Linked DNA regions of Homo sapiens: region 1 is linked to region 2. A link is an interaction called in ENCODE POLR2A ChIA-PET data of the cell type or tissue named here. Cell type or tissue: HepG2. All regions are shown on one strand. Links, peaks and the distances in the headings refer to the core of each region. The heading gives the core; the rest is flanking DNA.

Region 1 (5,370 bases), core at 320-5,319, 210 kb after region 2:
AGGAAAGGAAAGAAGATTGGTGAGCAGTGTTCTTTGCTATTAGGCAGAACTGGCCCAGTGGGTGGCAGTCACAGAAGGGGCGGAGACCAGCTCCGCAAAAAGAGTTACTTCTCCAAGTAGTGAGCATCCTGTCACAGAGGTTATATGAGCAGGGGCAGGATGAGGAGACTGTTTTTATTTACACTCTGATAGGAGGAGTAGAAGTGGACCCAGACCTTGAGGAGCCTAAAATTTTTCTGCAGAGGCAGGCGGGACCTGATATGGCAAGTGAACATCAAGGCCTGCCTTGCCTCACAGGGCAGCTGGGGACCAACCCATACGAATCCAACATGCGGAGGAAGCCAGAGCCGGAGCAGGAGGCAGAGACCTGAGGATGGGCTGGAGCCTGTGTGCGGGGCTTTCTGTCACTTGCAGAGTCCTGGCTGGTACACTGAGGAGCACTAGCTTGTATGGCATTCTTTCCATGATTGGAGTTCAACGATGGGAGACCAGGGAGATGGAGTAGTTTGAGCTCCTGGGGAATGATAACATCTGGATCCTGAGAGGGGAGGAAAAGCAAACGCCAGCAATGACATAGGATCAGAAAGGTGCTCAGCATGGGGCTGTCTGTGGGAGGGGCCCAGGTGCTGGCACCTACGTGACTGAGGGCTTGTGGGAGGGGGAGGGAAACTGCTTTGCAACAGCAGGGGACCCAGGTGGGGTATGTGTGGGGTATGTCCCAGTCACCTCAGGGAAGGGGGGCATTGAAGGGTGTGCTCAGGATCCACCTCTTCCCCGAGTTCTCCCTTGATGCAAGCAGCCTAGGATCAGACTTCCTTGAATTCTAGCTCATCTGCCAGGGAGGCACTACTTCAGCCAGAAGACCGCCTGGAGGACTTCATGGGGCTTCAGAACCCAGGGCACTCCTGCCACATGTTATCAATGACTTTGCAGTATTGTGATAGTGTGTGATACCACCCGTCATATGCAGTAACAAGGAGGGAGACTGACCGAACTTTGAAGGCATCCTTCCTGTTAGAATTTCAACTACCTCCATATCTAGTACAGGAGAGGGAAGTAAATGCAGTGGAAATCTGATTTTTTTTTTCACTCTGTTCCCCAGGCTGGAGGGCAGTGGCACAATCTCGGCTCACTGCAACCTCCGTCTCCTAGGTTCAAACGATTCTCCTACCTCAGCCTCCCGGGTAGCTGGGATTACAGGCATGTGCCACCATGCCCGGCTAATTTTGTATTTTTAGTAGAGATGAGGTTTCTCCATGTTGGTCAGGCTGGTCTCGAACTCCTGACCTCAGGTGATCCATCCGCCTTGGCCTCCCAAAGTGCTGGGATTACAGGCATGAGCCACCACACCTAGTCCCTGATTTTGTTTTATCGGCAAATTCACTGTTGAGGGTTGGAGCAGCCTGTGATATCCGTGTGAGTCCATTTGTGAAACTGAAACTTTGTAACAAGAACTAAGATAGTTATTGAGAAGTGCTTTGAAAATGATCCAAGGAAGCTTTCCAAAGTGACTCTGTCCCTGGGAAGGGAGGAAGGGACCACAATATGCCTGTATCAGATTTCTACTGCTGTGTAACAAATGACCCCAAAACTTAGTGGCTTGAAACAACAATGAACATTTATTATTTCATAGTTTCTGTGGGTCAGGAATTCAGGAGTGGCTTAGCTGGGTGGTTCTGGCTCAGGGATTTCATGGGGTTGCAGTCAGGGTATCAGCTGGGGTTGTGTCATTAGAGGCTGAACTGGGGCTGGAGGATTTACCTCTGAGGTGGTGCACCCACATGCCTGGCAGGTTGGTGCTGGCTGTTGGTGGGAGGCCTCAGTTTCCCACCACATGGACTCCTCTACAGAGCTGCTTAAGTGTCCTTACAACATGGCAGTTGGCTGCTCCCGAGGAAGTGATTCAAGGAGAGCAAGGCAGGAACCATGTCTTTTATGGCCTAGCCTTGGACATCATTTCTGCAGTCCTACTGGTTGCCAGATGGGTCCTATTCAGTGAAGAGGGGACTCTCCAGGATGTGACTACTGGGGCTCACTGGGCAGCATCTCAGAGCTGCCACCATGCTGCTGCGTGGTTGGCCCATCTGGAACACTTAGTCTTCAGTCACTTGGTTTGATTCAAGAACAAAGAGTTAGAAACTCTTCACCTTTTGAATGCAAGGAAGTAGGCTGACCCCTCAAAGTGTGCCAGACAAGCCATTTTAAGCATAGTTGGGTGAGATGCAAAGAGGAAGCCTGCATATTCGCTGCTTACGTGAAATGTTTGGCGCCTACTCATGCTTTCTATCCACAGAGTCTCACTGATAGTTTGTCAGCCTTGCATCCCATCTGCCCCATGTGGGTCCTGTGAAGCTGCTGGTCAACCTATCCCCTGGCTTTGGGGGAATGCAACCCATGTCTGGCCAACTGTGGTGCCCCATTTCCCAGTCTAGAGTTGTTGGTCCAAGAGGAGGCTCTCTCTTACTCTGAAATCATGAGCTGAGGGTTTACTGTGTATGCCTGAAGCTATCAGACAATGAAGAAAGAAGAGAGAGAAAGAGAGAGATTTGAGCACCTGGGTCCAGCTATGACTGAAGCTAGCAAGACACCCATCTTTGTTCTCTGAAATTATGTAAGAAAGTAAACTCCCTTTTTGGAATTTTGCTTGTTTACTTTTGCTTAAGTTAACTTGAGCTGGAATTTCATCATCACAATTAAAAACATCCTAACAACTTATCCCTTGAAAATCATGTGCTTTGCGCCCAGCCAGCCGCCCCGTCAGGGAGGGAGGTGGGGGGGTCAGCCCCCCGCCAGGCCAGCCGCCCCGTCCGGGAGGGAGGTCGGGGCGTCAGCCTCCAGCCCGGCCAGCCGCCCCGTCCGGGAGGTGAGGGGCGCCTCTGCCTGGCCACCCCTACTGGGAAGTGAGGAGCCCCTCTGCCCGGCCAGCGGCCCCGTCCGGGAGGGAGGTGGGGGGGGTCAGCCCCCCACCCGGCCAGCCGCCCCGTCCGGGAGGGAGGTGGGGGGGGTCAGCCCCCCGCCCGGCCAGCCGCCCCGTCCGGGAGGGAGGTGGGGGGGGTCAGCCCCCCGCCCGGCCAGCGGCCCCGTCCGGGAGGGAGGTGGGGAGGTCAGCCCCCCGCCAGGCCAGCCGCCCCGTCCGGGAGGGAGGTCGGGGCGTCAGCCTCCCGCCCGGCCAGCCGCCCCGTCCGGGAGGTGAGGGGTGCCTCTGCCTGGCCGCCCCTACTGGGAAGTGAGGAGCCCCTCTGCCCGGCCAGCCGCCCCGTCCGGGAGGGAAGGTGGGGGGGTCAGCCCCCCGCCCGGCCAGCCGCCCCGTCCGGGAGGGAGGTGGGGGGGGTCAGCCCCCCGCCCGGCCAGCCGCCCGGTCCGGGAGGGAGGTGGGGGGGGTCAGCCCCCCGCCCAGGCCAGCCGTCCCGGTACCGGGAGGGAGGTGGGGGGGGTCAGCCCCCCACCCGGCCAGCCGCCCCGTCCGGGAGGGAGGTGGGGGGGTCAGCCCCCCGCCCGGCCAGCCGCCCCGTCCGGGAGGGAGGTGGGGGGGTCAGCCCCCCGCCCGGCCAGCCGCCCCGTCAGGGAGGGAGGTGGGTTCAGCCCCCCGCCAGGCCAGCCGCCCCGTCTGGGAGGGAGGTCGGGGCGTCAGCCTCCCGCCCGGCCAGCCGCCCCGTCTGGGAGGTGAGGGGCGCCTCTGCCTGGCCGCCCCTACTGGGAAGTGAGGAGCCCCTCTGCCAGGCCAGCCGCCCCGTCCGGGAGGGAGGTGGGGGGGTCAGCCCCCCGCCCGGCCAGCCGCCCCGTCCGGGAGGTGAGGGGCGCCTCTGCCCGGCCGCCCCTACTGGGAAGTGAGGAGCCCCTCTGCCCGGCCACCACCCCGTCTGGGAGGTGTGCCCAACAGCTCATTGAGAACGGGCCAGGATGACAATGGCGGCTTTGTGGAATAGAAAGGCGGGAAAGGTGGGGAAAAGATTGAGAAATCGGATGGTTGCCGTGTCTGTGTAGAAAGAAGTAGACATGGGAGACTTTTCATTTTGTTCTGTACTAAGAAAACTTCTGCCTTGGGATCCTGTTGATCTGTGACCTTACCCCCAACCCTGTGCTCTCTGAAACATGTGCTGTGTCCACTCAGGGTTAAATGGATTAAGGGCGGTGCAAGATGTGCTTTGTTAAACAGATGCTTGAAGGCAGCATGCTCGTTAAGAGTCGTCACCACTCCCTAATCTCAAGTACCCAGGGACACAAACACTGCTGAAGGCCGCAGGGTCCTCTGCCTAGGAAAACCAGAGACCTTTGTTCACTTGTTTATCTGCTGACCTTCCCTCCACTATTGTCCTATGACCCTGCCAAATCCCCCTCTGTGAGAAACACCCAAGAATTATCAATAAAAAATAAATAAATTAAAAAAAAACAAAAACAAAAACAAAAAAAACAGATGTGGAAAAAAAAAAAAAAAAAAAAGAAAATCATGTGCTTTGTAGCAGTAACAAACAAATGAAGAGCAGATTTTCACTTGATTAAAGCCTGACCAGACCAATGATCCATACCCTGCTGTCTGCGGCCTACAGAAACCGCCCTTCCTCCACCACCAAAGGAAAAAAGATAACACAAATTAGAAGAAACAAACAGACCTAAAGCAAGCCACAGCTGTCTCCTGGTTGGTGCCAACGCGCCAGCATTGAGCTGGCCCTGCCCGGATGGTTTTCTTGTCACCCTGGTTGTCCTCAAGCTCTGTGAGCATAAAGACTGTGTTTTCTGTGTTTTCACAGCCAACTTCATATAGGAGTTCACAAGCAGATATTCAAAAGTGGCTCCTTAAATAGACTAAAACGCATAACGCTTGCTTTTAAGTTAATAGCCAATGTTCAATGAGTCCTATGTTCCAGGCCTGGGGCTGAGTGCTTTACCTGCGATGGCTCACTCAATCACCATGAGTGGAAGGTGGTTTCTATTATTATCCTCATTTTACAGATGAGAAGACTGAGGCCCCAGGAGTTGGCGATTTTCCTAACGTCACAGGCTGCTAGAGCTCATCTGAACGCTAACACCTTTTACTTGTTTATTTCACCCTGAAACATTGACATTGCTGACATGCTATAGGACTTCAATTCCTTTATGATGGAGAAATGAAAATAAATATCACCCCACTACCATCACTAAACACACACACACACACCCCTCTCTCACCGCCCTGGCCAAAGGCCTGAAACCAAAACACGGTGTTCTCTCTGCATTATTAGCCATTACCACCCGTAAGGAACCCAAGCAATGTTTTTCCGAGAAGGCCCAGGGTACAGGGGGTGCCATTCATGGAGAGCTCAAGTGCCCAGCCTGGCATTTCACAGGCCACTTGTGCATGTCTAATTGTCTTTTCTGTGTCAGGAGGGCGGG
Region 2 (5,370 bases), core at 304-5,303:
CTCACCAGCATTTGATGTTGTCAGCATTCTGGATCTTGGCCATTCTGATAGGTGTGTAGAGGCTCTCACTGTTGTGTTAATTTGCATTAACCTGATGATGTATGATGTTGAGCCTCTTTTCATATGCCTTTTTGCTTTCTGTGTATCTTGGGTGAGGTGTCTGTTTAGATCTTTTGTTTTTTAGAGATGGGGTCTTGCTATGCTGCCCAGGCTGAACTTGAACTCCTGGGATCAAGCAATCCTCCTGCCCTACCCTCCTTAGTATCTGGGACTACAGCAGTATGCCACCACATCCATCCCTATTTTTTAACTGGATTGTTCATTTTCTTACTGTTGAGTTTTAAGAGTTCTTCATAAATTTTGGATAACAGCCCTTTATCAGATATGTCTGTGGCAAATATTTTCACCCAGTCTCTGGCTTGGCTTTTCATTCTCTTGACAGCCTTTTGTAGAGCAGAGCAGAAGTTCTTTATTTTAATGAGGTCCAACTTACTAATTCTTTCTTTCACAGATTGTCCCTTTGGTGTCGTATCTAAAAAGACATTGTGCGACCTTGATTGATTGATTGATTTATGGAGACAGGGTCTTGCTCTGTCACCCAGGCTGGAGTGCAGTGTGGGCAATCACAACTTGCTGCAGTCTTAAACTTCTGGGCTTAAGTGATCCCCCTGCCTCAGCCTCCCCAGTAGCTGGGACTGCCAGTGTGTGCCACCATGCCTGGCTAATTTTTAATTTTTTTGTAGAGACGTGGTACTTCACTATATTGTCCAGGCTGATCTTGAGCTCCTGGCCTCAACTGATCCTCCTGCCTCTGCCTCCCAAAGTGCTGGGATTACAGGCATGAGCCATGCACTGCCCAGGTGCAAACTTTGTTCTTAAAAGCTGGCCAGGCACAGAGGCTCAATGCCTATAATCCCAGCACTTTGGGAGGCCGAGATGGGCAGATCACTTGAGGTCAGGAGTTCAAGACCAGCCTGGCCAACATGGTGATACCCCATCTCTACCAAAAAATACAAAAATTAGCAGAGCATGGTGGCAGGTGTCCGTAGTCCTAGCTACTCAGGAAGCTGAAGCAGGAGAATTGCTTGAACCTGGGAGGCGGAGGTTGCAGTGAGCCGAGATCATGCCAGCCTGGGCAACAGAGTGAGACCCTCTCACCACTCACAAAGCTGCAGCTGGAGCCAGTGACACTGCTGTAGGGACACGTGCCTTTGCAGCAGGGAGGAGCTTCTCCCACACTTTCCCACCAGAAAGCATTCTGGTCACACATGTCAGTGAATCTAATGGTCAGAGCCAAGTTCACATCTAGAACCGAGCTGCAAGGGAGTCTGGGACTATGATTTCAGGTTTCCAGACTCACTATTCAGGAAAGCATATGAAAAGGAGGTAGGGACAGGGGCTGTAGGCCACTTGACTTTGGTCAATGCAGGGGGGCAGTGGGAATTGAGGGGGGGTCACCACTGCAAATGAGAAGAGGCAGAGCATGAGACATGGGAAGGATACCAGGAGGGGTGAGCAGGCTCAGACTGGGTAGAGGGTTGAAAGGAAGAGGGTGCCCCAAGGAAAGAGCAGAGGCCAGAGGTTGGCACTGGCCAGGTGGAAAAGGCTGGGGATGAGATGAGAGAGGGAGGGGGTAGATTACAGTGTGACCCTGGATGTAATGGGTTGAATAGTGTCAAAATTCATGTCCAACCTGACTGTTAGGATTCGACCTTACTTAGAAACAGGGTCTCTGTAGATATAATTAGTTACAGATCTCAAGGTGAAATCATTCTGGATTTAGCTTGTAATCTTAGTGCTTTGGGAGACCACTGAGGAAGGAGGATCACTTGAGGCCAGGAGTTCAAGGCTGATCTATCATCGCACCACTGCACTCCAGCTTGGATACAGCACTGCACTCCAGCTTGGATGACAGAGCAAGACCCTGTCTCAAAAAAAAAAAAAAAAAAAGAGAAAAAAAAAAAAAAAACAGGGGAGGACACAGAGACACACATCTTCCCATGTGAAGACTAAGGCAGAGATTGAAGTGATGCAGCCACAAGCCAAGGAATGCTGGGAGGCAGGAAAAGATCCTTCCCTAGAGCCTCTGGAGGGAATGCAGCCCTTTCAGATACCCTGATTTTGGACCTCCAGCTCCAGAACTTCAAGAGAATAAATTTGTTGTAAGCCACCTTGTTTGTATTGCTTTGTTACAGCAGCCACTGAAAATGAATACACTGGCCGAGTGAGAAAGTTTTGATGTTTGTCCCCTCCACATTTCATGTTGAAATGTGATCCCCAATATTAGATATGGGGGCTGGGCATTGTGGCTCACACCTGTAATCCCAACAATTTGGGAGGCCAAGACAGGTGGATTGCTTGAGTTCAGGAGTTCGAGACCAGCCTGGACAACATAGTGGGACCCCATCTCTAAAAAAAAGATCCAAAAGTAGCCACATGTGGTGGCACATGTCTGTAGTCCCAGCTACTTGGAAGGCTGAGGTAAGATGATTGCTTGAGCCCAGGAGGTTGAGGTTGCAGTGAACTGTGGTCGCACCATTGCACTCTAGCCTGGGAGACAGAGCAAGACCCTGTCTCCAAAAAAAAAAAAAAAAAAATATATATATATATATATATATATATGTGTGTGTGTGTGTGTGTGTATATATATGTGTATATATACACACACATATACACACACACATATATAATGTGTGTGTGTATATATATATATATATATATATATATATATATATACCTATTTTATTTTATTTTATTTTATTTTGAGACGGAGTCTTGCTCTGTGGCCCAGGCTGGAGTGCAGTGGCGTGATCTCTGCTCACTGCAAGCTCCGCCTCCCAGGTTCACGCCATTCTCCTGCCTCAGCCTCCTGAGTAGCTGGGACTACAGGCACCTGGCACCACGCCTGGCTAATTTTTTGTATTTTTAGTAGAGACGGGGTTTCACTGTGTTAGCCAGGATGGTCTCGATCTCCTGACCTCGTGATCCGCCCGCCTCGGCCTCCCAAAGTGCTGGGATTACAGGCGTGAGCCACCACGCCCAGCCTATATACCTATTTTACACACACACACACACACACGTGTGTGTGTGTGTGTGTGTGCATATATATATGAGTATATGAGGTGGGGGCTGGTGGGAGGTGTTGGGGTCATGGGGGGTGGATCGCTCATGAATGGCTTGGTCCCTCCCTACAGCAATGAATTCACACGAGATTTGGCACCTCCTTTGCTTTCTCTCCTGCTCCCTCTCACCATGTGACACACCTGCTCTCTCTTCACTTCCCACCATGATCAGAGGCTTCTTGAGGCCCTCACCAGAAGCAGATGCAAGCCCTGTGCTTTCTGACCAGCCTGCAGAGCCGTGAGCCAAATAAACCTCCCTCCCCTCCCTTCTCTCCCTCCCTCCCTCCCTCTTTCTTTCTTTCCTTTCTCTCTCCCTCCCTTTCTTTCTCTTTCTTTCTTTCTTTCTTTCTTTCTTTCTTTCTTTCTTTCTTTCTTTCTCTCTCTTTCTCTCTCTTTCTGTGTTTCGCTCTTGTCGCTCTCTCTCTCTCTCTCTTTCTCTCTTTCTGAGTTTCGCTCTTGTTGCCCAGGCTGGAGTGCAATGGCATGATCTCGGCTCACCGCAATCTCCACCTCCCAGGTTCAAGCAATTCTCCTGCCTCAGCCTCCTGAGTAGCTGGGATTACTGGCATGTGCCACCACGCCCAGCTAATTTTGTATTCTTTGTAGAGATGGGGTTTCTCCATGTTGATCAGGTTGGTCTCGGAGTCCCGACCTCAGGTGATCCACCTGCCTTGGCCTCCCAAAGTGCTGGGATTACAGGCGTGAGCCACCGCGCCTGGCCAAACCTTGTTTCTTTATAAATTACCCAGCCTCAGATATTCCTTTATAGCAACAGAAATGGACTAATACAGAATTGGTACCAAGGAGTGAAGTGTTGCTATAAACATACATGAAGATGTGGAAGCAGATTTGGAACTGGGTAATGGCTAGAGGTTGGAAGAGTTTGGAGGGCTCAGAAGAAGACAGGAAGATGAGGGGAGGTTTGGAACTTTTTAGAGAACTGTTAACTAGTGTGACCAAAATGCTGACAGAAATATGGACAGTGAGGGCCAAGCTGATGAGGTCTCAGATGGAAATGAGGACTTTATTAGAAACTGGAGCAAAGGTCACTCTTGCTATGCTGTAGCAAAGAACTTGGTTGCACTGTGTCCATGCCCAAGGGATTGGTGGAAGATTGTACTTCAGAGTGGTGATCTAGCGTATTTGGTGGAAAAAAATTCTTTTTCTTTTTTATTTTTTTTGAGATGGAGTCTCTCTCTGTCACCCAGGCTGGAGTGCAGTGGCACGATCTCAGCTCACTGCAACCTTCACCTCCCAGGCTCAAGCAATCCTCCCACCTCAGCCTCCTGAGTGGCTGGGACCACAGATGTGTGACACCATGCATGGCTAATTTGTATTTTTTGTAGAGATGGGGTTTGCCATGTTGCCCAGGCTGGTCCCAAACTCCTGAGCTTAAGCGATCTGCCCGCCTTGGCCTCCCAAACTGTTGGGATTATAGGCATGAGCCACTGTGCCCAGCCTGGTGGAACAAATTTCTAAGCAGCAAAACATTCAAGATGTGGCCTGGCTGCTTCTAACAACCTGTGATCAGATATGGGAGCAAAGAAATTACTTAAAATTGGAATTTATATTTAAAAGGGAAGCAGAGCATAAAACTGTGGAAAATTTGCAGCCCGCCTATATGGTAGAGAGGGAAAGAACATTTACAGGAGAGGAATACTAACTGGCTGTGGAGCAAGCCCTTTCTAGAGAAATTAGCTTGACTAAAAGAGAGCCAGGTGCTAATAGGCAAGACTATGAGAAAATGGTCTCAAAGGCATTTCAGAAGTCTTCAGGGCCAGGCGCACCTGTAATCCCAGCACTCTGGGAGGCCAAGGCAGGAAGATCGCTTGAGGTCAGGAGCTTGAGACCAGACTGGCCAACATGGTGAAACCCCATCTCTACTAAAAATACAAAAATTAGCTGGACGTGGTGGCAGGCACCTGTAATCCCAGCTACTCGGGAGGCTGAGGCAGAAGAATCACTTGAACCCAGGAGGAGGAGGTTGCAGTGAGCTGAGGTCGCACCACTGCACTCCAGCCTGGGCAACAGAGTGAGACTCTGTCTCAAAAAAATAATAATAAAAATAAAAAATAAAAAGAAGTCTTCAGGACAGTATTTCCCATCACAGGATCAGAGGCCTAGGAGGAAAGACTGGTTTTGGGAGCCAGGCCCAGGGCCCCGTTTCCCTGTGCAGCCTTGGGACACTGCTCCCCACACCCCAGCTGCTCCAGCTCCAGCGTCAGTTCAAAGGGCTCTGGGTATAGCT

Evidence for each region. ChIA-PET counts read pairs that join two places held together with the same protein. Peaks named below come from ENCODE experiments on the same cell type or tissue, not always from the same donor. Only the 100,000 strongest peaks of a DNase experiment are listed, where the experiment ranks them.
Region 1: POLR2A ChIA-PET joins it to region 2 with 10 read pairs; 4 of 35 experiments call an interaction of 5 or more read pairs at or near these places.

The regions. Positions count from the first base shown.
Region 1 is chr17:17,440,677-17,446,046 of GRCh38, reverse strand. No RefSeq gene overlaps it. Among named protein-coding and RNA genes, the nearest start is that of MED9, 34 kb to the left of the region's middle. RefSeq lists enhancers at 1-254, 3,439-4,284. In HepG2, for the core only: no CTCF peak of the experiment used is centred there; a DNase peak (open chromatin) is centred at 2,606; H3K4me3 peaks cover 796 bases.
Region 2 is chr17:17,653,963-17,659,332 of GRCh38, reverse strand. No RefSeq gene overlaps it. Among named protein-coding and RNA genes, the nearest start is that of SMCR2, 21 kb to the left of the region's middle. In HepG2, for the core only: no CTCF peak of the experiment used is centred there; no DNase peak of the experiment used is centred there; H3K27me3 peaks cover 22 bases.